2 separate regions of the Homo sapiens genome follow, and region 1 is linked to region 2. A link is an interaction called in ENCODE POLR2A ChIA-PET data of the cell type or tissue named here. Cell type or tissue: OCI-LY7. All regions are shown on one strand. Links, peaks and the distances in the headings refer to the core of each region. The heading gives the core; the rest is flanking DNA. Region 1 overlaps NLRP11 (NLR family pyrin domain containing 11). Region 2 overlaps NLRP4 (NLR family pyrin domain containing 4).

Region 1 (12,426 bases), core at 398-8,397, 55 kb after region 2:
CATCCCCTGGGATGGGAGGGATCCATGAAACAAAGGCTTTGAGTTCAGAGACCTACATGTTTAGACCAGTGTGAGGCAGGAAGGGTATTACGGAGATGGCTCACAAGTATGTATGGCATGATCATGGTGTTGTAAACCAGTGTCAGGACTGGGTTTTCTGGAGTGAGGTGAGGCATTTTGAGGGGTTTTGAGCAGAGATGCCATAATTTAGCTTGCATTTTAAGAAGCTCATTCTGGATACCGCGTTTAAAAATGGCCAATCGGGGAGCATAGGGCAGAATCTGAAAGCTCAGAGGAGGCTCTTTTTCTTGGCATTTGCCAGGTGAGAATCAATGGTGCCTCTGAGGGTGTGAATAGTAGAGGTTGGTGAGGTGCGAACTCCGGGGCATATGTTGACAAAGGATGATTCCTTGATTAAATCTAGACTAGGAGAGAGAATTGTCCCAAGATCTTTGTTTTGAAAACTGCCATGTGAGAGTTGCCACTGAGTTGGGAAATGACGGCGAGAGCCAGAATCTGAGGAAGGTCAGTCTAAAGTTGTTTGAGCTAAAGCTGTGATGTCTATTAGGTGTCCAGAGAGCAGTGTGTAATGTTTCTGAACTGAAGGTAAAATGTGGGTGTCGTTCATGTATACATGTGTATAACACAAATGTGTATTTAAAGCCAAGGACTGAGTTCACCAAGGATAGGAATGTTGCTCAGGAAGCAAAACGATCCAAAGACTGATGCCCGGAGTTCTCCAACATAAAGTGATTGGGGAGAAAAGCAGAAACTAGCGAAGGCCTTTGAGGGAGTGGTCATTAGGCTAGAAGGTAAAGTAAAGGGTGTGGTATCCTCGGATCCCAGTGAGGCAAGTTTCCCAACGAAGGAAAGGTCAACTGTGTCAGATGGCAGTCCTTATTCAAGGAGACTGAAGACTGAGAATTGGCCAATGACATTAGCAAGGTAGAAGTCATTGTTGGCCAAGAACAGTTCTGGAAGGGTAGTGAGAGCAGAAAAGCCTAATTGAAAATGATGAAAGGAGAACTGAAGACTTTTAGGGCGGGTGCAGTGGCTCATGCCTGTAATCCCAGCACTTTGAGAGGCTGAGGCGGGTGGATCACTTGAGGTTGGGAGTTCGAGACCAGCCTGGCCAACATGGTGAAACCCCATCTCTACTAAAAACACAAAAATTAGCCGGGTGTGGCGGCATGCAACTGTAATCCCAGCTACTTGGGAGGCTGAGGCAGGAGAATCGCTTAAACCCGGGAGGCGCAGGCCACGGTGAGCTGAGATTGTGGCACTGCACTCCAGCCTGGGTGACAGAGTGAGACTCCATTGTGTGTATTTAAAAAAAAAAACAAAACCTTAAACAGTTTTGTTGCAACATGGGGCAAAGACTTGGGAGAGAAGTTGTTTGTGTAAAATGGGGATCAGGAGAATTGCTAGGTAAAGGACTCTGAAAATACGGCAACATGGAAAACATCCAGTCTCCCACCGAGTCGCCACATAGGCTGGGAAGTAAATTAAAAGGGCTTCCCGTGTGTTCTATGCCTGGATTTGCCATAGGATCCTCAATCCTCCAAGGGTTGGCCAGCTTCCACATTTCCCTTCCCGTCTCTTTCCTTTAATGTTGAGTTGGAGATTCCTAACTCTTTTCTCTAGGTGGCCCTTAGAGACAATGACCAAAGCTGTTGCCCTGATGTCCTGCTGCAACTCCAAGGGAGTAATGAGAAATGTTCTTCCGGGGTTGGGGGTGAGGGCCGGTGGTGGTGGTGGGACTCTAGGACAACTTCTTTTTCCTCAATGAAATTGTGAATTATTTGTTATTATTTTTTGAGTCAGCGTCTTGCTCTGTCACCCAGGCTAGAGTGCAGTGCGTGATCTCAGCTCACTGCAACCTCCACCTGCAGGGTTCAAGCGATTCTTCTGTCTCAGCCTCCTGAGTAGCTGGGACTAGAGGTGCACGCCACCACGCCTGGCTAATTTTTGTATTTTAAATAGAAACAGGGTTTCACTATGTTAGCCAGGATGGTCTCGATTTCTTGACCTCGTGATCCACCTGTCTCGGCCTCCCAAAGTGCTGAGATTACAGGGGTGAGCCACCGCACCCAGCCGTGAATTGTTATTTTTTTAACTTCAGGTTCAGTGGTACATGTGCAAGTTTGTTTATGTAGGTAAACTTGTGTCACAGGTTTGACGTACATATTTTGTATATAGACTATAAGACTGTACGCCCAGCTACTAAGCCTAGTACTCATTTATTTTTTCCTGATCCTCTCCCTCCTCCCCTCAAGTACACCTCAGTGTCTGTTGTTCTCCTCTTCAGGTCCATGAGTTCTCATCATTTAGCTCCCTCTTACAAGCGAGAACATGCAGTATTTGGTTCTGTTCCTGTGATAGTTTGCTAAGGATAATGGCCTCCAACTCCATATTCCTGCCCCCGCCAAAAAAAAAAAATGCTCTCTTTTTTATGGCTGCATAGTATTCCATGGTATATATGTATCACGTTTATCCAATCTTGTTGCTAGGCATTAGGTTGATTGCATGTCTTTGCTATTGTGAATAGTGCTGCATTGAACATTCATGTGCATGTATCTTTTTGGTAGAATAACTTGTATTCCTTTGGGTATATACCCAGTAATGGGATTGCTGGGTCAAATGGTAGTTCTGCTTTTAGCTCTTTGAGGAATCACTACACTGCTTTCCGCAATGGTCGAATTAATTTACACTCCCACCAACAGTGGGAACATCCTTGCCAGCATCTGTTTTATTTATACACACACACACATATATATATATACATAATTTGTTTTTCGAGGTGGAGTCTTGCTCTGTCACCCAGGCTAGGGTGCAGTGGCACAATCTCGGCTCACTGCAACCTCCACTTCCCAGGTTCAAGTGATTGTTCTGCCTCAGCCTCCTGAGTAGCTGGGATTACAGACATGCACCACCAAGCTGGCTAATTTTTTGTATTTTTGGTAGAGACGGGGTTTCACCATGTTGGCCAGACTGGTTTCAAACTCCTGACCTCAAGTGATCCACCCACCTTGGCCTCCCAAAGTGCTAGGATTACAGGCATGAGCCTCCACGCCCAGCCTGTTATTTTTTGATTCTTAAATCGTAGCCATTCTGACTGGTGTAAGATGGTATCTCGTGGTTTTGATTTGCTTTTCTCTAATGATCAGTGACATTGAGCTTGTTTTCATATGCTTGTTGTCTGCATGTATGTCACCTTCTGAAAACTGTCTGTTATACCCTTTGCCCACTTTTTAATGAGGTTATCTTTTTCTTGTAAATTTAAGTTCCTTATAGATGCGGGTATTAGACGTTTGTCAGATGCATTGTTTGCAAAGGTTTTCTCCCATTCTGCAGGTTGACTGTTTGCTCTGATAGTTTCTTTTGCTGTACAGAAGCACTTCTGTTTAATTACTTCCCATTTGTCATTTTTTGCTTTTGTTGCAATTGTTCTTGGTATCTTCATGATGAAATCTTTGCCCATTCCTATGTCCAGAATGGTATTGCCTAGTTTTTGTTTTGTTTTGTTTGTTTTTGTTTTTATAACGGAATCTTGCTCTGTTCCCCAGTACAGTGGCATGATCTCGGCTCACTGCAACCTCCGCCTCCCAGGTTCAAGTGCTTCTCCTGCCTCAGCCTCCCAAGTAGTTGAGACTACAGGCACCCGCCACCACGCCCAGCTAATTTTTGTGTTTTTAGTAGAGGCAGGGTTTCACTATGTTGGCCAGGCTGGTCTTGAACTCCTGACCTTGTGATCTGCCCATCTGAGTCTCCCAAAGTGCTGGGATTACAGGCATGAGTCACTGTGCCCAGCGCCTCCAAGTTTTTAATAGTTTTGCACTTCATTTTGTCTGTAATCCATCTTGAGTTGGTTTTTGTATGTGGTGTGAAGAAGGCATTCAGTTTCAGTCTTCTGCATATGACTAGCCAGTTACCCCAGCACCATTTATTGAAAAGGGAGTCTTTTCTCCACTGCTTGTCTTTGTCAGCTTTGTTGAAGATCAGACGGTTGTAGTTGTGTGGCCTCATTTCTGGGTTCTCTATTCTGTTCTGTTGGTCTATGTGTCTGTTTTTGTACCAGTACCATGCTGTTTTGGTTATCATAGCCCTATAGTATAGTTGGAAATCAGGTAGCGTGATGCCTCCAGCTTTGTTCTTTTTGCTTAGGATTGATTGTCTTGGGTATTGGGGCTCTTTTTTTGTTCTATATGAACTTTAAATAGTTCTTCTAGTTTCTGTGAAGAATGCCATTGGTAATTTCATAGGAATAGCATTGAATCTGTAAATTGCTTTGGGCAGTATGGCCATTTTAACAATATTGATTCTTCTCTCCATGAGCATGGAATGTTTTTTCCATTTGTTTGTGTCATCTGATCTCTTTGAGCAGTGTTTTGTAATTCTCCTTTTGATCTTTCACCTCTCTGGTTAGCTGTATTCCTAGGTATTCTTTGTGAGCAATTGTGGATAGAATTACATTTCCGATTTGGCTCTCAGCTTGGCTGTCGTTGGTGTATAGGAATGCTAGTGATTTTTGTACATTGATTTTATTTTTTTCTTTTTGTATCCTGAAACTTTTGCAGTTTATCAGCTGAAGATTTGGGGCTGAGACTATGGGGTTTTCTGGATATGGAATCATGTCATCTGCAAACAGTGATAGTTTGACTTCTTCTCTTCCTATTTGGATGCCATTTATTTCTTCCTCTTGCCTGATTGCTCTGGCTGGGACTGCTGAAACGGAGTAATTTACATGTGGTTGATTGTGTGGCTATTATCAGCCATCAGCATATTTTGTCTTTTGCTCTCAGTGTAGAAAAACATGGTTAAACTTGTGCATGTGGATGTATCTTAATATCTTTGTGCATGTGGATGTATTCTTAGTATCCGGCTTGTGGGTCCCACTTAAGAAAGGTCATGAGGTGAACACACCATAAAGACCCAGGGGATTACTTCAAAGTCAACAGGCTGACCTTGGAATTAGCAATAGTCTTCTGACCTGACTAGAAATTTAAGATCGAGAGCCATGTGTGAGGATGTAATCCACTGAGAATCTTTGTTACAGGATGAAGTGAGGCAGGCAGGAGAAATTGTGGAGAAGATGTTCAGACCTTCACTAGTGCTTTCCTGCTATTATGTCTTCCACAGGTTGTCCTATGTCTCGACTGCTTCTGGTTTTGAAGACTTACTCAAGGCTTTGGCTCGTAATCGGAGCCTGACATACCTGAGTATCAACTGTACGTCCATTTCCCTAAATATGTTTTCACTTCTGCATGACATCCTGCACGAGCCCACATGCCAAATAAGTCATCTGAGGTGAGTTGTTGCTCGGCTGAAAGCTCAGTGCATGTGAGGGGAATGCCTGGGTGTTGGTGGATAGAGGTGCCCCTTCAATAACACTACCTGCTCCTACCTTTTGATGTCACTCATTCCTCAATTTTTTTAGCACGTGGTTTGTTTCTTTCACCAACATTATTCCTGCCTTTTGATTTCAATTTCTACATTGATATTTCATATAACATGGCTTCTCCCTCCCTTGACTGATATTTCTCTAATGATCTAATTCCTCTGGTCATTCTGAAGTAGACTACTGGTCAAACCCTAAAACACTGTCTAGTGGAAATTATTCAAGCCACAAACTGAAATTTTCCAGTAGCCACATTAAAAAGTAAAAGGAAGCAAGTGAAACTAATTTTTTTTTTTTTTTTGAGATGGAGTTTCGCCCTTGTTGCCCAGGCTAGAGTGCAGTGGCACAGTCTCAGCTCACCGCAACCTCTGACTTCCAGGTTCAAGTGATTCTTTTGCCTCAGCCTCCCAAGTAGCTGGGATTTCAGGTATGTGCCACCATGCCCAGCTAATTTTGTATATTTAGTAGAGACAGGGTTTCTCCATGTTGGTCAGGCTTGTCTCAAACTCCCAACCTCAGGTGATCCACAGGCCTCAGCCTCCCAAAGTGCTGAGATTACAGGTGTGAGCCACTGTGCCCAGCCTTGAAACTAATTTTAACAGTATTTAACCCAGCATATCAAATTATATCCATATGTCATTAATGCAAAAAGCTATTGATGTGATTTTATATTCCCTTTTTTGTAAAAGGCTGCAGAACCCAGTATTTCACAGAGAACATCGCCGCTCGGGCACATTTTCATCAGAAATGTTTGACCTCCGTATTGATTTCATAAAATTTACAATTGAGAGAACTAATTCACATGCCCGTGTCCTAAACATACTTAAATCTTCCAATAATTTGGAATCAACCTTTAAATTTAAACTAGCCAAGCCTGGTAGCTCATGCCTATAATCCCAGCGCTTTGGGAGGCAGAGGATGTGGATCACTTGAGGTCAGGAATTCAAGAGTTCGAGACCAGCCTGGCCAACATAGTGAAACTCTACCTCTACTAAAAATACAAAAATTAGCCAGGCATGGTAGCAGGTGCCTGTAATCCCAGCTATGCGAGAGGGTGAAGCAAGATAATCGCTTGAACCCAGGAGGCAGATGTTGCAGTGAGCTGAGATGGCGCCGCTGCACGTTCCAGCCTGGGCAACAAGAGCAAAACTCCATCTCAATAAATAAATAAATGAATAATAAATTCCAATGTAAATGTAGTAAAACTAACAATCCAGTGCCTCAGTCATGCTAGCCACGCTTTGAGTGCTCAGTAGCTCTACTTGCTGGTGACTCAATATTGGATAATACCACTTGCTAGACTTCATCTCCAATAAGTACATTTCGCTTGTACTCTCAATTTCAAGTACCTCATGCTCTAACGGCACCTCCTGTATTCTCAAGCTGCTTTGTCTTGTAAGCAAATCTTCCCACCCTTTAATCCTACTGCGTCCTTCAGCCATTTGAGCAGCAGCTTCCCACCCTTTCACCCCCTTCATCCCTTTCTTTTTGTTTTTGTTTTCATTTTTGTTTTGAGACAGAGTTTCACTCTTTTTGCCCTGGCTGGAGTGCAGTGGTGTGATCTCAGCTCACTAAAACCTCCGCCTCCCGGGTTTAAGCGATTCTCCTGCCTCAGCCTCCCGAGTAGCTGGCATTACAAGAGCTTGCCACCACGTATGGCTAATTTTTGTGTTTTTAGTAGAGATGGGGTTTCACCATGTTGGCCAGGCTGGTCTCCCACCCACCTCAGCCTCCCAAAGTGCTGGAAGCCACTGCACCCAGCCCCTCACTTTCTTTCTGACATAGTTCAAATTCCATGGTTCTTGAGAGTCATTGCCTTCCACCTCACTCAGCATCCCTTCTCCCTATCACATTCTCCCAGCTAAATCCCAACTCTGTTGCCACTTTGTAGTTAGCCTCTCCCCTACCTCAATGCCCCCCTCCCCAAACTCCTTTCATCTTGGAACACATTTTCCTCTTGGCCTTTGGTTTTTCCCAAACCTTGATTATTCCTCCTCAGTCATCTTTACTTGTTTTTCATCTTCCTGGACTCTTATCTTTGGGATATTTCCAAGTGGTTCTAAATGTCTTTTCTATACCCCTTCTATGAGTTCTTATTCATGGCATTAAGTAGCCTCTATGTGATGAAGACTCTTAGGTACTTATTTACAAACATTTCTCCTGGTTTCAGACTCAGTGAAGTATTTGTAGAGATATCAACTTTGATATTTATTTATGAGACAAAGTCTTGCTGTCACCTAGGCTGGAGTCCAGTGGGGTGATCTCGGCTCACTTCAACCTCTGCCTCCCGGGTTCAAGCAATTTTCATGCCTCACCCTCCCAAGTAGCTGGGACCACAGGGGTACACCACCACACCCAGCTAACTTTTATATTTTTGGTAGAGACAGGGTTTTGCCATGTCAGCTAGGCTGGTCTCAAACTCCTGACCTCACGTGATCTGCCCACCTCAGCCTCTTACTTTGATATTTAAATAGGCATTTCAAATACAGATTTTCTTGTGGCCTGGCTTAGACAAATTTTCTAGGTCTGTTGTTAGAGTGGATCCATCTGACTCCTTCCTGCTTCCTTTACTGCTAAGCATGATAGACCAACCCATCTCCCACCTATCTGCAGTACTTCAGCATCTTCCTACCTGTCCACACCTTTGCTTGCTACATGGAAAAGAGTGTAGAAGGGCAACTTTCATCTAGTTTGGATTGTTTTGTTTTCCGGTGTGTGTGTGTGTGTGAGTGTGTGTGTGTGTGTTTGAAGCAAAACATAGCTTTATTTTTTGATATATCAGTTTTACTACAAGGGTAGACTTAACTCTTTTTAGTTTACTTTTAGCTTCAGGGATGCGTGTTCAGGTTTGTTACACAGGTAAACTTGTGTCATGGGAGTTAGTGCAGATTATTTCATCACCCACGTACTAAGCCTAGTACCTCATAGATATTTTTATTTTTTCTGATCCTATCCTCTGAATCTCAGCCCTCAAGTCGGCCCCAGTGTGTATTGTTCCCCTCTATGTGTCCATGTGTTCTCATCATTTAGCTCCCATCTGTAAGTGAGAACATGTGGTATTTGGTTTTCTGTCCTTATGTTAGTTTGCTAAGGATAATGGCAATCTAAGTCAGATCTTGTGACTCTGTCCTTTTAATCTTCAGGCCCTCAACGGCTTTCACTTTCATTCCAAATAGAATACACAGGCCAACGCGACGGCTCACGCCTGGAATCCCAACACTTTGGGAGGCCGAGGCGGGCAGATCACCTGAGGTAAGGCGTTCCAGACAGCCTGACCAACATGGCGAAACCTCGTCTCTACTAAAAATGCAAAATTATCCAAGTATGATGGCGCATGCCTGTAATCCCAGCTACTCGGGAGTCTCAGGCAGGAGAATCACTTGAACCTGGGAGGCGGAGGTTGCGGTGAGCCGAGATCACACCATTGCACTCCACCAGCCTGGGTGACAAGGGCAAAACTCCATCTCAAAAAAAAAAAAAATAATAATAATATAGAATACACCATTTCACGCTGGGTGGCCCTGGCTAACCCTCTCCCCATCTCCTGTTTATGTACCGTGCTGCGGCTGCACTGTTTGTTGTAGATGTTTAAAACACCAAACCTGCTCCTGCTTCTGACTCTTTCCACTCATTTCCTCTGACAGAAATTCCCTTGTCCTAGAGATTCAGAGCTTGCCCTCTTCTCTCAAGTTTCTGTTAAAATTCTTCTACCTTATTTAAGTCAGAGCTTCTGACTCTTCTGTCCTCTAATCTTCAAACCCTCAAGGGCTTCCATTTCATTCAAAATAGAATACACAGGCCAAGTACGATGGCTCAGTGAGAGTCTTCGCTCAGTGCCTGCCCCATAAGGAAGTAGAATACATCCTTTTCTTTCTCTATGACCTACTCTGATTTACTTTCTATAAAGAACTGATCATCTACTAGGCACATGATACATTCAGCCCTGTCTTTACAATGCTAGAATTCCATCGTATTTCTTCCAGTTTTCTGCTGTATCCCAGGAACTTCATACAATGCCTGAAAATAACAATATTTGTTAGTTGAAAGATGGTTATTATTCAAAATCCTCATTGAAGAAGAGAATATTGAGTGACAAGTTGAAGAAAGTGAGACAGCAAACCATGCAGCTATCTGGGGAAAGATCACTTATTTTTATTCTACTTATTTTATTTATTTTTTTTTAGAGATGCGTCTTGCTCAGTTGTCCAGGCTGAAGTGCATTGGTATGATCATAGCTCACTGCAGCCTCGAACTCCTGAGTTCAAGTGATCCGCCCACCTCAGTCTCCCAAGTAGCTGGGACTATAGTCGTGCACCACCACTCCTGGATAATTTAAGGAAAAAAACTTTTTTTAAAAAATAGGGTCCCATGGGGAAAATCACTAAGTAGAGATAAGGGTACTAGACACTAAAGCAAAAATATGCTTGTGGACTTGAGGGAGAGTGAGGAGATCAGGGAGGATGGTACAGAATGAGTAATGAATAGAAAGTTAGACCGGACACAGTGGCTCATGCCTGTAATCGCAGCACTTTGGGAGGCCGAGGCGGGTGGATCCCCTGAGGCCGGGAGTTCAAGACCAGCCTGGCCAACATGGTGAAACCTGGTGTCTACTAAAAATACAAACATTAGCCGGGTGTGGTAACGCATGCCTGTAATCCCAGCTACTCGGGAGGCCGAGGCAGGAGAATCGCTTAAAAACCCGGGAGGCAGAGGTTGCAGTGAGCCGAGATCGCACCATTGCACTCCAGCCTGGGCGACAGAGCAAGACTCCATCTCAAAAAAAAAAAGAAAATAGAGATAGTTGAGAGCCAGAGCATGTGGGGCACCCAAGGCTATGCAGAAAAAACATCAGAAGTCCTTGTAAATGTGATGGTAAGTTGAGGGTCTTGATCAGATTTATAAATGTGATCGTACCCACATCCCATGGTCAGGTGGGATGCTTGATACCTGACTTACCGTTCTGAACCATCACCCTGGAAACCACATGGAGATGAATGCAAAAGAGGAAGGAACTGCCTGCTCACAGCCCTTCGTGAATCTGTAACCTTGCCCAAATTTGAACTCTGAGGAGTGGCATAGGGAGAAGAAAGGTTAGAAGCAAAGGGATCTATTTATTTCCAAGTAGACATCATCGCACTTGGTTAGGTCTCTCTTTTTTTTTTTTTTTAATTTAAAAGAGGGGATAGCTTAAACGCGGGAGCCTCTTTTCATTTCTGAATTCCTCTTACAGCTTGATGAAATGTGATTTGCGAGCCAGCGAATGTGAAGAAATCGCCTCTCTCCTCATCAGTGGCGGGAGTCTGAGAAAACTGACCTTATCCAGCAATCCGCTGAGGAGCGACGGGATGAACATACTGTGTGATGCCTTGCTTCATCCCAACTGCACTCTTATATCACTGGTGTAAGTTGGCTTAGACGAGCTCACCACGTAGAAGCTCAGACTGACTTGAATATCTAAGCACATGATCAAAGAGCAGTGGTGGGGAAAGGGACAGCAAAGCAAAGCAGCCGAAAGCACAGTCTTTGGAGTTCAGTAGGTCTGGGTTAATACTCTGGGTTGACAGCTGATTTGCGAAACGTTGGCAAAAATGTTTCTGGATTTTTTTTCAACTTGTATTTCTCAATCTGGACAGTGGAGTCATAACATGACCAAACATACATCTTTGGAGATAAGAGTTAAAAATGGTGGTCACGGCCGGACGCGGTGGCTCACGCCTGTAATTCCAGTACTTTGGGAGGCCGAGGCAGGCGGATCACAAGGTCAGGAGTTCAAGACCAGCCTGGCCAACACAGTGAAACCCTGTCTCTACTAAAAATACAAAAATTAGCCGGGCGTGGTGGCGGGTACCTGTAGTCCCAGCTGCTTGAGAGGCTGAGGCAAGAGACTTGCTTGAACCCGGGAGGCGGAGGTTGCAGTGAACCGAGATTGTGCCACTGCACTCCAGCCTGGGTGACAGAGCGAGGCTCTGTCTCAAAAAAAATAAAAAATAAAAAATGGTGGTCACAACATTCTAAACACAGCACCTAGGCCATAGCAACTGACTTTCTAAGAGCAGGGAACCTATATTGTTCTCACAGTGAACACGTGAACTGGGTGTCGTGTAGGATGAGATGTGACTGAGAACACAAAGACGAAAGCAAAGGAAAGGTTTGGTGCTAGATTGCCTTGAAATAGGATTTTTTCCCCTGAGTCTCCTTTCAAGAAGGTGGAAGACGGGCTCTCCCTGTATGTAACCGACTGTGGGTTACTCGTAGGTAAGCTCTGTCTGCTCTGGGAAAGTGGCTAGAAAGGCAGACTTCCGGAAGGTTGGGGCATGGCAAACACGATGAAAGATGGCAAAAAAGTGGCAAAAGTGAGGCATAAAGGTACAAAAATGAAGGGCGGAGATCTGTAAAACATGGTCAGAAAACAAAACAGTAAGTAGCTCGGTGTATTTAAGGACATGATTCCCCGTTCACAATTCCAAATTCCAAAAAGACAAAAGAATGCAGTAGGTCATCTTGTTTTTTTGTTTCGCCCATTTTTGGCTCCCTTTAGCTCCTTTCGCCCCCTTTTTAGGACTTGCTAGATTCCAAAACATAATACAAACTGATATAATATTCTTTATATTCTTTATATTTTCTGTAAAAAATACTTGTTTGATTGCAGGATAACACCAGAAACTCCTGTTCATATTATGTAATATCGCATTATGTATGCTTTTATTTATTTTTTTTTTTTGAGACGGAGTCTCGCTGTATTGCCCAGGCTGGAGTGCGGTGGCGCGATCTCGGCTCACTGCAAGCTCCGCCTCCCGGGTTCACGCCATTCTCCTGCCTCAGCCTCCCGAGTAGCTGGGACCACAGGCACCCGCCACCACGCCTGGCTAATTTTTTGTATTTTTAGTAGAGACGGGGTTTCACCGTGTCAGCCAGGATGGTCTCGATCTCCTGACCTCGTGATCCACCCACTTCAGCCTCCCAAGGTGCTGGGATTACAGATGTGAGCCACTGTGTCCAGCCATGTCTTTAAAATCTCAAATTGTTCT
Region 2 (12,426 bases), core at 1,360-9,359:
TCTCTGAAACCCAATCAGTGGTCTCAATAAACAGAGACTTACGCTATAGTCTTCTCTGAAACCCAATCAGTGGTCTCAATAAACGGAGACTTACGCTATAGTCTTCTCTGAAACCCAATCAGTGGTCTCAATAAACAGAGACTTACGCTATAGTCTTCTCTGAAACCCAATCAGTGGTCTCAATAAACAGAGACTTACGCTATAGTCTTCTCTGAAACCCAATCAGTGGTCTCAATAAACAGAGACTTACGCTATAGTCTTCTCTGAAACCCAATCAGTGGTCTCAATAACGGAGACTTACGCTATAGTCTTCTCTGAAACCCAATCAGTGGTCTCAATAAACGGAGACTTACGCTATAGTCTTCTCTGAAACCCAATCAGTGGTCTCAATAAACGGAGACTTACGCTATAGTCTTCTCTGAAACCCAATCAGTGGTCTCAATAAACGGAGACTTACGCTATAGTCTTCTCTGAAACCCAATCAGTGGTCTCAATAAACGGAGACTTATGCTATAGTTTTCTCTGAAACCTAATCAGTGGTCTCAATAAACGGAGACTTAGGCTATAGTCTTCTCTGAAACCCAATCAGTGGTCTCAATAAACGGAGACTTACGCTAGCTCTTTGACGTTGCCTGCTGGGTAGTTCAAGGCATCACAGAGGGACCTGATGTCATCACGAGAGAGTTTCGTGAGGGTGAAGCTCAGGTATTTCAAGTCTGGCTGATAAAAGAGCACCTCAAAGAGCAGAACACTCTGGCCAGAAAAGGAAACGTTATTTATTCTGCAAAAACAAAGAAAATTTTGGATGAGTTTCATCTAATGGGAGCACAGCCTGCACACCTGTGTTTGTCTCTCATCATCCATCATGAACTCATTCTCTGATTTCACAGCCCAATGACACAGCTCAGTAGTTCTCAACTTGAGAGATTTTGCCCCCACAAGGGACAGCTGGCAGTGTCTGGACACTATTTTGGTTATCTGGACAAGGGGATGCTATTAGGATCTAGAGGGTAGAGACCAGGGATGCATCTTAACACCCTACAACGCACAGAACAACCCCTATGATGAAGAATGATCTGCATGAGATGTCTGTAAGTGCTGAGGTTGAGCAACTGCTCTGGATGTTAATTCTTTGCTTGTGCAGTTAGCCTCGACTGAAAGCTAGAGGTGAGATGAATAGGTCATCTCCGTGACATACTCGAGTCGAAGTCGATTCTCAACTCACCCAAGCTTCTGAAGGCGACAGCTGGGATGCCTCAGCTGGTTACACCAGGTCACAAAGGTCGACTCGCTGAGGGTGCTGTCCTGCACCTGGAGCTCTCTGAGGTGCCCGCTGGTGGTGAGCACAGAGCAGATGTGATGCCAACAGATGAGGCTGTAATCCGACCTGTGGTCAAGAAAGGACGAGCTTTCCACAGGCAGGCGGTCAACACGAGCCACTTGTAACACATATACGCACTACGCTGTCTTCTCAAACAGAAGATGTCTGAGGCAGAGCCTCCCTCAGTCAGAAGGAACGGGACCCTTCAGGTAAGTCACCTTATGTTAGTGGTTCTCAACCTGGGGTGACGTTTCCCCCCAGGGGACATTTGGGGATGTCTAGAGGCCTTTTTGGATGTTAGAGCTTAAGGGAGGGGTGCTTCTGGCATCTAGTGAGTACAGACCAGGGATGTTTCTGAACATCCTACAATGCACAGGAGAGCCCCCCACTGTAACAGGAGAGCCAGCCCCCAAAACATCACCAGTGCCAAGGCTGAGAAACCCTGTCTCACATCCAAAATAGGTTTATTTTTTGAGATGGAGTTTCACTCTTGTTGCCCAGGCTGGAGTGCAATGGCACAATCTTGGCTCACTGCAACCTCTACCTCCCAGGTTCAAGCGATTCTCCTGCCTCAGCCTCCTGAGTAGCTGGGATAATAGGTGCGTGCCACCATGCCTGGCTAATTTTTGTATTTTTAGTAGAGACGGGGTTTCGCCATGTTGGTCAGGCTGGTTTACAGTAAAAGATGAGGCAGCACAGCCCAGCCATTAAGTCGACATCTTCAGCCTAGGCTCAGCCCTAAAACTCTCCATGTCCTAAATACAGGATCCTTGACTGGATAGGATCCAGCTCACTTGACTTCTTTGCCCCAGTTTCCTCACCTGTAACAGGATAATAGGATCCACCTCATATGATTCTTTTGGTTTTTGAGATGGGGTCTTGCTCTATTGCCCAGGCTGGGTTATACAGTGGCACGATCATGGCTCACCGCAGTCTCTTACTTCTGGGCTCAAGCAAGCAATCCTCCTGCTTCAGCCTCCCTCAAGTAGCTGTGCTACAGGCACATGCCACCACACCTGGCTAATTAAAAAAAAAATTTTGTAGAAGTGGGGTCCTGCTATTTTTCCCAGGCTGGTCTTAGCCCCCTGGCTTCAAGCATCCTCCTGCTCAGCTTCTCAAAGTGTTGGGGTTATAGGCATGAGCTGTAAGTTAAAATGTATATGATTTGGCCGGGCACGGTGGCTCACGCCTGTAATCCCAGCACTTTGAGAGGCCGAGGTGGGCAGATCACGAGGTCAGGAGATCGAGACCATCCTGGCCAACACGGTGAAACCCTGTCTCTACTAAAAACACAAAAAATTAGCTGGGTGTGGTGGCGGGCCCCTCTAGTCCCAGCTATTCGGGAGGCCGAGGCAGGAGAATGGCGTGAACCTGGGAGGCGGAGCTTGCAGTGAGCCAAGATCTCGCCACTGCACTCCAGCCTGGGTGACAAAGCAAAACTCCATTTCAGAAAAAAAAAAAAAAAGAACAAGAAGAAAATTTGTATGATTTGTGTTTTGTTTTTTTTTTTTTTTTTTTTTTTTTTGGAGATGAGAGTCTCACTGTCACCCAGCCTGGAGGGCAGTGGTGCGATCTCAGCTCACTGCAACCTCTGCCTCCCGGGCTCAAGTGATTCTCCGGCCTCAGCCTCCCAAGTAGCTGGGATTACAGGTGTGCGCTACACACCCGGCTAATTTTTGTATTTTTAGTGGAGACGAGGTGTCACCATGTTGGTCAGGCTAGTCTCGAACTCCTGACCTTAAGTGATCCACCTGCCTCAGCCTCCCACAGTGGTAGGGTTACAGGCATGAGCCACCACACCCGGGCTGTATGATTTTTTAGACTAAGTTTTCAAAGGTAACTTGCAGCTGAGAGGTCAAGACACAGGGAGTGTGGTGCTATGGAAAAATATCGATTATAGTACTGATCAGCTAATACTTGAGAAAGTAGGAAACACTCTTCACACAGGTCCTCATATTCACTCCTCACAATACAATTATTATTCCCCCTTCTGTAATGGGGCCACTGCAGCCACAAAAGGGCAAGGCTCACAGACAAAGTCTAAGAGCTCCTAAAATGTTGGGCCAGGATGTGAGCTGAGGTTTTGTGGCAGAAAAAATGAGTTTCTAACCATGATCCTATATTAAACACTCCCTCAGCAAAACCCACTTGGGAATACAGACAGATTCTGAGAAGAGAGAAAAAGTCATAGGATGGACTCACGTAGAGCTGTGTTCATCCTCTTTCTTAAAGACATTTTGAACGGAAAAACAGAGTTTCCTCAAGCTGGAGCAGTATTTTAAGCAGTAGGCAGAAACCACCAAGTCCACGTTGTCAATAATATGAAAGTTAGCTTCTTGGAGGAGGTTCACTGCCTGCTTCACAAAGGCAGGATCCTGCATTTCAAAGAGACAGTAAAATATCGCCAAGGAATCCACCTGTCCCTGAGGATTGCCACGCTCCCCTAAGCTCTTCAGGCACTGGTGAATTTGCTGCTTTATCTCTTGGGACAGTTGGAAGCCAAAAAACGCATCCAGTTTTTCTTGTTCCTTTTTATTTAAAAGGCCAGTTAGAAAACACCCCAAAAAAATCCAATGTGCTCTCCTTGCTTTTTCAAAATTGGCAACTAGCAATTCCTGTACACATCTCACAGCTGGGTGAGGATGATCAAGGTGGCTCTTGAGCAAATAGAACAAGGCGGCACAGAACTCCTGGATACACACGTGGAGGAACACGTAGGAGCTCTCACGCTCCCCGTACTTCAGAAGTATCTTGGTGCCCAGCAGCGCAGGGATGTCAGCGTCAACAACCCCATTTCTCCGGAGGTCGTCTTCACAAAACTCAAATGTGTCTGTCCACATACCCTCTGCAGCCAGGGAGCACAGGGCCTTCAGCTGGTGCTGGGTTTGCGGAGTCGGGCCCTCGGCACCCTCAGGTGTGAACAGGTTAAAGACGAAAGAGGAGTACACAGAGGTAGTGCTCTGGCAGGTCAGGGCCAGGTCTTTTCCTTTCTGCATCTCTTGCTTCAGACTGGTACACAGGATCCAGCAGAGGAGCGGGATTTGGCATATGGAAAACAGCTGTTCACTTTCTCTTACAAGATTGAAGGCTTCCATGGCTCTTTTCGGGTCTTTGAAGAAACAGCAGAAATACACTAACCTATCACTCTCGTTGAATCCCCGGGGCTGGTAGATTTCTGAGATCGTCACCTGATCCCGGAGCTCCTTCGGGCACACGGGTTTGATAGCGATGAGCAGGGAGGCCTCCGGGAGCATCTTCTTCCTCAGCAAACTGCTCAGAAGCACCTGCACCGGCCGTTTCTCCATCAAGTCACCACACAGATCCGAATCGGGTTCGTTCAAGCCGCCCTGCAGCTCTTCGAAGCTGTCGATGACGAACAAGAGTCTCTCCGGTTGAGACACGATCTCTGTTATAGGAGCAGCGGGGTCAGGCCACTCTCTGGAAATCAAGTCAGCCAAACTCGTTGGCGGCAACTCCCTCAGTTCTCTGCAGCAGAAATAGAACGTGTACAGGAACCTATCCCGAAAGATCTTGTTGTCCGACCAGGCCATCATCAGCTTCATCAGGAGTGTCGTTTTTCCAATTCCTTGTGGTCCTTGAATGATCACTGTACGTGGCTGTTTCCCAGCTTCCTTGGGAGCAAAAAGGCGGTCCAAATGGTCACATTCTTCTTGCTTGACTTCCTCCTCAAAGTATAGGTGAATCTCAGTGACAGACTTGCTGGACCATAAGCGGCTGAATTTCTGCTTTGCGTGAGCTTGATAGGTCTTTGTGTATCCTGAGTCAGTGAGGGCAAGAGGAGAGAAAACCCACAAAGTTAAGCATTCCTGCATATATTCTTTTTTTCTTCTCAGGATGTATCTTTCCAGGGGTCTACACACTGTGGCCCCCAGGCCAAACCTGGTCAGTCTCCTCTTGTAAATAAAGTTTCATTAGAACTCACTACACCATTCACGGGTATATTGTCTACAGGAGCCTTCCTGATTGAATAGCAGAGCTGAACAGCTATGAGAGACCGTATGACTCACAAAGCCTAAAATGGAAACCATATGGTCCTCTACACAAAAAGGTTGACAACTTCTGCTTTCAATAGACACACACACACACACACACACACACACACACATTCATTGCTACTACGTAAAGTTTGACAACTTCTGCTTTCAATAGACACACACACACACATATACATTCATTGCTACTATGTAAAGTTTGACAACTTCTGCTTTCAATAGACACATACACAGGTATTCATTGCTACGATGATAGCAAAATAAATGGAAAATAGCTATATGACTATCAAGACCAGTTAAATAATTTATGAGACACAAGCTATTATACAAATATTAAAAGTATGGAATAATCTCTTCATATGGATAAGCAACAGGACGGTGTCTATAGCATGTACTCAATTTGCATAAACAAGGGATTTATATACACATATAGGTTTCACATATAGGGACTAGATCTGAAAGTCCACCTAAAAAGGACCTGACCTAGGCAGTTGCCTCCAGAAGAGAGAGGAGATGCAGTAGAGAGGATAGAATGGCACCTCGCATCCATTCCAACTTTATGCCAGTGAGCTTTCTTTCAATGGCAGAATTCTCAAAAGAAAAGCCAATCAAAAAATCCAACAACAGGCCGGGGCAGTGGTTCATGCCTGTAATCCCAGAACTTTGGGAGGCCAAGGTGGGCAGATCATGAAGTCAAGAGATCAAGACCATCCTGGCCAACATGGTGAAACCCTGTCTCTACTAAAAATACAAAAATTAGCCGGGCGTGGTGGTGTGTGCCTGTAGTCCCAGCTACTTGGGAGGCTGAGGCAGGAGAATCGCTTGAACCCGGGAGGCAGAGGTTGCAGTGAGCTGAGATGGCACTGCTGTACTCTAACGTGGGCAACAGAAGGAGGCTCCGTCTCAAAAAAAAAAAAAAAAAAAAAAGATCCAGCAACAGTGATGACCAAGCCCTACGCATCCCACAACCCCTCGTAGCTAAGATCAAGGTACAGATTAAGTTCTGCGATTGGCCCTCACTCTCATGACACTGGAAGGGGAAGGGGAGTGGAGTCTATCTTCTGCCTGTTTTGCTGCCAGCTTCCATGAACACACAGACGCTGGACTCTTCTGTAACAGAAGGCTTGTCTCCAGTTGCTGTAGTTGGCTGGGCGCAGTGGCTCACGCCTATAATCCCAGCACTTTGGGAGGCTGAGGCAGGCAGATCACTTCAGGCTAGGAGATCGAGACCAGCCTGGTCAACATGGTGAAACCCCATCTCTACTAAAAATACAAAAATTAGCTGGGCGTGGTGGTACAGGCCTATAATCCCAGCTACTCGGGAGGCCAGGGCAGAAGAATCGCTTGAACCTGGGAGGTGGAGGTTGCAGTGAGCAGAGATTGCACCACTGTAATCTAGCCCTGGCAATAGAGCGAGACTGTCTCGAAAACTAAAACCAGTTGCTGTGGTCATTGATTTTAAGCAGCTGCTACACTGGTGAGCTTCCCGATTTCTGAATCATAGCTGTCGTGGTGTATTTCTAAAGCCACAGTTCTAACAGTGAGCTTCCCATCTCCCACTTTCCTCTTTGCAGGAGAGGCAGCAGCTCCCTGATACTATAGTTCTTACAGTCATCTCTGGAGCACCAGCCTAGAGGCTGATCCTTCAGCCAGGCCGAAAACTCCTTTACAGTTATCTGTTCCTTAAATAACTAGTACGATGTTTATATTCTGCAAGTGAGTAGCTGCTGATGGACTGGAGATGTAGGGGGCAGTTGTAGATGGGAAATTTTCCCTATGCCCCGCATAATAGTTACTGGATTTGATTGGATGCAGGTGAAAGATATAATCCAGTGCCCACAGACTGCTGACAGTAGGTAATGCTACCTTAAGTTTTTGGGGAGAACAAGGGATTCCCCCAATCTTTCAGTCCCCTGAAGTCCCTAACTGGTGAAAATGCCATCTGACATTGGTGAAGATCCTATTAGCATCTTAAGCTAAGTTGTTTGCCCATTCCCCAATGGCTTCCTGCTTTCCTGGTCTTCTCAGCTGTTCTGGAGATTTCGGTGACATGTTTGGTTGCTCATAAGGGGAATTAAGTGGGTACAACCTCAAACCAACTGTGAAAAGAGAGAAGTGTAAGTACCCAGTGGAAGATCTAACTTTAGACCTGCTTACATTTTATTTTAGCAATATTCTAAAATGGTTCCATGTGCAAAGAATGTTCTTCTTTATATAAATTACTTTTTTGAGACAGGGTCTCACTCTGTTACCCAGGCTGGAGTGCAGTGGCACAAACACAGCTCACTGCAGCCTCATCCTCCTGGGCTGAAGTGATCCTCCTGCCTCAGCTTCCAGGGTAGCTGAGACCTCAGCGTGTGACACCAAAACACTCCAGGAAACATGGGGGAATTTGTTTAAAAATTTGGACTGGGTGGCCAGGTGTGGTGGTTCACACCTGTAATCCTAGCCCTTTGGGAAGCCAAGGCGGGCGGATCACCGGAGGTCAGCAGTTCAACACCAGCCTGGCCAACATGGCAAAATCCCGTCTCTACTAAAAATATAAAAACTAGCTGGGCGTGGTGGTGAGCGCCTTATAATCCCAGCTACTCCGGAGGCTGAGGCAGGAGAACCGCATGAACCTGGGGGGTTCAGTGAGGTTGCAGTGAGCCAAAATCATGCTACTTTACTCCAGCCTGGGTGAAAGAGTGAAACTCCGTCTCAAAGAAAAAAAAATTGGACTGGGAGGGGTTTTTTCCAAGTGATGTTCCAAATCAAGAAAATGAGCAAGAAAGGCTAGCATCGCCAAAAATGGAAACTCTCAAATTATTTTATTTCAAACCAATTATTTTAATCCTCAATATTAAGGAAATTTCCCTGTAACTACTACCAGAATCAATTCCAATTTCACTGGAACAAGATATTACAGATTCTTAACATTTTCAATGTCTCATATTCAAAATCTGGCACTCAAAATTACCGGACATACTAGGAGACTGTATGACCAGATAAAGAGAAAAAGAAACAGTAGAAACAGACCTATAAATGTTAAAATCTTCAGGCAAATTTTAAAATAATTTAAAATGCTCAATAAAATAGAAGATGGAATAAATATTGAGAAAAAATGGAAGTCTGTGAAAAAGGCAAACTGCATAAATAAAACATGTGAACTAAATTTAAGAAATCAAGGCCAGGCATGGTGGCTCATGCCTGTAATCCCAATACTTAGAGAGGCTGAGGTGTGCAGATCACCTGAGGTCAGGAGTTCGAGACCAGCCTGGCCAACATGGGGAAACCCTGTTTCTACTAAAAATACAAAAAAATTAGCCGGGTGTGGTGGCGGGCATCTGAAATCCCAGCTGCTCAGGAGGCTGAGGCAGGAGAATCACTTGAACCCAGGAGGTGGAAGCTGCAGTGGGCCGAGATTGCACCACTGCACTCCAGCCTGGGCGACAGAGCGTGACTCTGTATCAAAGAAGAAAGAAAGAAGGAAAGAGAGAAATAGAGAGAAAGACAGAAAGAGAGAGAGAAAGAGAAAGAGAAAGAAAGAGAAAGAGAGAGAGAGAGAGAAAGAGATAGCAAGAGAGAAAGAGAGAGGAAGAGAGAGAAAGACAGAACGAGAGAGAGAAAGAGACAGCAAGAAAGAAAGAGAAAGAGAGAGAGAGAGAAAGAGAGACAGAAAGAGAGAGAGAGAGAGAAAGAGAAAGAGAAAGAAAAAGGAAAAGAGAAAGAGAAAGAAAGAGTGAGTCTAGGCCAGTATGGTGGCTCAGGCCTGTAATCCCAGCACTTTGGGAGGCCAAGGCAGGAGGATCACTTGAGCCCAGGAGTTTGAGACCAGCCTGGGCAATATAGTGAGAGCTCATCTCTACAATTTTTTTTTAAAAGGTTAGCCAGGTGTGCAATTAGCCAAGCGTGGTGGCACACACCTGTAGTCCCAGCTACTTGGGAGGCTGAGGTGGCAGATCATTTAGCCCAGGAAGTTGAGGCTGCAGTGAGCCGTGATGATGCCACGGCACTCCACCCTGGGTGACAGAGCCAGACCCTGTGTCAAACAAACAAGAAAGTCCAGTAGGTGTAACTGGAGTCCCAGAAGAATAAACAGAAGAATGGAATACACAGACAATGGCTAAAATTGAGAACTGAAGAAAGTTACTGAACCTCAGATGCAAGAATATTAAAGAATCCCAATCAGGATGAAAACAAAGCCACATCCAGGCACATCACAGTAAGACACTGAACAACAACAAAGAAAAACAATTTGGCAGTAAAGTTGAAAGAGCTATATCCTGCCATTGATAACGCAAATGTGCAAAGTAACAGTTAACACCTTATGCCAGGATAAATACAAATGTGACTCTAAAAGCCATATTGCTTATAGATCATTGCTTGTCTGATGTGAACTTTGGCTAAATACATGATTACACCAGTCAACCTCAGTTCACTGTATCCTCTACCGCAGGTGTTAATTGCTCTTGCAAATAAGTCAGGTGCATAGTTCTTATGCAACGACTTCACCTCACAGAGTTTCTGGCTTGACTGCAAGTTCTCAGCTTAGGGTAAAAATCATTGGTGACCCAGATAAAGGTACAATACAGGTTAGGACATAATAGCCACTGACATTTTACCCACATGTAACCACCACGTCTAAGAGACCATTTCCTGCCTACAAGGACAATATTTTCAGGCTGGGCATGGTGGATCATGCCTATAATCCCAGCACTTTGGGAGGCCAAGATGGGTGGATCACCTGAGGTTGGGAGTTCAAGACCAGCCTGGCCAACATGGTGAAACCCCATCTCTACTAAAAATACAAAAATTAGCCAGGCATGGTGGCAGGCGCCTGTAATTCCAGCTACTCAGGAGGCTGAGGCAGGAGAATCACTTGAACCTGGGAGGTGGAGGTTGCGGTGAGCCAAGATCACACTACTGCACTGTCTGGGCAACAAAGTGCGACTCCGTCTACCAAAAAAAAAAAAAAAAAAACCTAATATTTTCCCATAGCACATTCAGGTCCTGTTGTAGACAGGCAGAGACCACTCACCAAAATTAGGACATAGTCCTCATTATAAGAAGGCTTCCCCCTTCCCAGACTCCCTCACCTGTTCTCTCCCTCATGACCTTCATGCAGAGATCCTTTCTATCCATCTTTTGAAAGATTCTTAAGGTTATGTTCCAAGCTTGTTGTTCTTCATAGTGCTTGATCAAGAGGTTTGCAAGTTCTTCCCGGGATGCTTTTTTGACCTCAGTCCAGGGAATCTGCTTGAGTTCAAGCTGCAAAGTCATTTGCTTGAGATGTTCTTTAAATTTCCTGAACTCCTCCTTTTTGAGCTCCTCCAGATACCACATAAGACCAAAATCAGAGAAGAAAGAGGCTGCCATCTTTTCTGGAGCAGAGATACCAATCCTCAAAGAGACAGTGACCAGGAACAATAAATAAATAAAACCTGTAGAAAATTCAGGACAGTGCCAAGTTATTACAAATAAATGGATCAAGATTACCATTATATAGTATCTTGCTAGTACTGGGGGGATGGCAATGAAGGCGGAAAGTTATTTAATTACATTCATCTCACCTTCTCATTCAAATGGTCATGAAAGTCTCAATAATGGATGGGGGAATCAGAGATACAATAATCCAGAAGATACAAGAATCCTATAGTCACCTGACATAGCCTCAATATCCAGGCAAATATAGACTTTACATTTTTGGAAATTACACCGCAGCTTCGGAAATTACACCGCAGCCTCGGACATTACACCGCAGCCTCGGACATTACACCGCAGCCTCGGACATTACACCGCAGCCTCGGACATTACACCGCAGCCTCGGACATTACACCGCAGCCACGGACATTACACCGCAGCCTCGGACATTACACCGCAGCCTCGGACATTACACCGCAGCCACGGACATTACACCGCAGCCTCGGTAAATTACACCGCAGCCACGGACATTACACCGCAGCCACGGACATTACACCGCAGCCTCGGACATTACACCGCAGCCACGGACATTACACCGCAGCCTCGTAAATTACACCGCAGCCTCGTAAATTACACCGCAGCCTCGGACATTACACCGCAGCCTCGGACATTACACCGCAGCCACGGACATTACACCGCAGCCACGGACATTACACCGCAGCCTCGGACATTACACCGCAGCCACGGACATTACACCGCAGCCTCGTAAATTACACCGCAGCCTCGTAAATTACACCGCAGCCTCGGACATTACACCGCAGCCACGGACATTACACCGCAGCCTCGGACATTACACCGCAGCCACGGACATTACACCGCAGCCTCGTAAATTACACCGCAGCCTCGGACATTACACCGCAGCCACGGACATTACACCGCAGCCACGGACATTACACCGCAGCCTCGGACATTACACCGCAGCCTCGGACATTACACCGCAGCCTCGGACATTACACCGCAGCCACGGACATTACACCGCAGCCTCGTAAATTACACCGCAGCCACGGACATTACACCGCAGCCTCGGACATTACACCGCAGCCACGGACATTACACCGCAGCCTCGGACATTACACCGCAGCCACGGACATTACACCGCAGCCTCGTAAATTACACCGCAGCCTCGTAAATTACACCGCAGCCTCGGACATTACACCGCAGCCTCGGAAATTACACCGCAGCCTCGGGAATTACACCGCAGCCTCGGAAATTACACCGCAGCCTCGGGAAGTACACCGCAGCCTCGGAAAGTACACCGCAGCCTCGGGAAGTACACCGCAGCCACGGACATTACACCGCAGCCACGGACATTACACCGCAGCCTCGGACATTACACCGCAGCCTCGGACATTACACCGCAGCCTCGTAAATTACACCGCAGCCACGGAAATTACACCGCAGCCACGGACATTACACCGCAGCCACGGACATTACACCGCAGCCACGGACATTACACCGCAGCCACGGACATTACACCGCAGCCTCGGAAATTACACCGCAGCCTCGGAAATTACACCGCAGCCACGGAAATTACACCGCAGCCACGGACATTACACCGCAGCCACGGACATTACACCGCAGCCACGGACATTACACCGCAGCCTCGGAAATTACACCGCAGCCTCGGAA

Evidence for each region. Peaks named below come from ENCODE experiments on the same cell type or tissue, not always from the same donor. Only the 100,000 strongest peaks of a DNase experiment are listed, where the experiment ranks them.
Region 1: POLR2A ChIA-PET joins it to region 2 with 6 read pairs; 3 of 35 experiments call an interaction of 5 or more read pairs at or near these places.

Annotation. Positions count from the first base shown.
Region 1 is chr19:55,794,453-55,806,878 of GRCh38, reverse strand. NLRP11 (NLR family pyrin domain containing 11) reads left to right here. Exons shown (of 10, transcript NM_001394894.2): 5 at 5,140-5,307; 6 at 10,629-10,799. Among named protein-coding and RNA genes, the nearest start is that of NLRP11, 31 kb to the left of the region's middle. In OCI-LY7, for the core only: no CTCF peak of the experiment used is centred there; a DNase peak (open chromatin) is centred at 5,238; H3K4me3 peaks cover 2,067 bases; H3K27ac peaks cover 1,393 bases.
Region 2 is chr19:55,850,347-55,862,772 of GRCh38, reverse strand. It overlaps NLRP4 (NLR family pyrin domain containing 4), which reads right to left. Exons shown (of 10, transcript NM_134444.5): 2 at 10,413-10,757; 3 at 3,524-5,099; 4 at 1,226-1,387; 5 at 614-781. The coding sequence starts at 10,692. Among named protein-coding and RNA genes, the nearest start is that of NLRP4, 20 kb to the right of the region's middle. In OCI-LY7, for the core only: no CTCF peak of the experiment used is centred there; DNase peaks (open chromatin) are centred at 3,372, 5,412, 7,450 and 9,282; H3K4me3 peaks cover 6,219 bases; H3K27ac peaks cover 6,730 bases.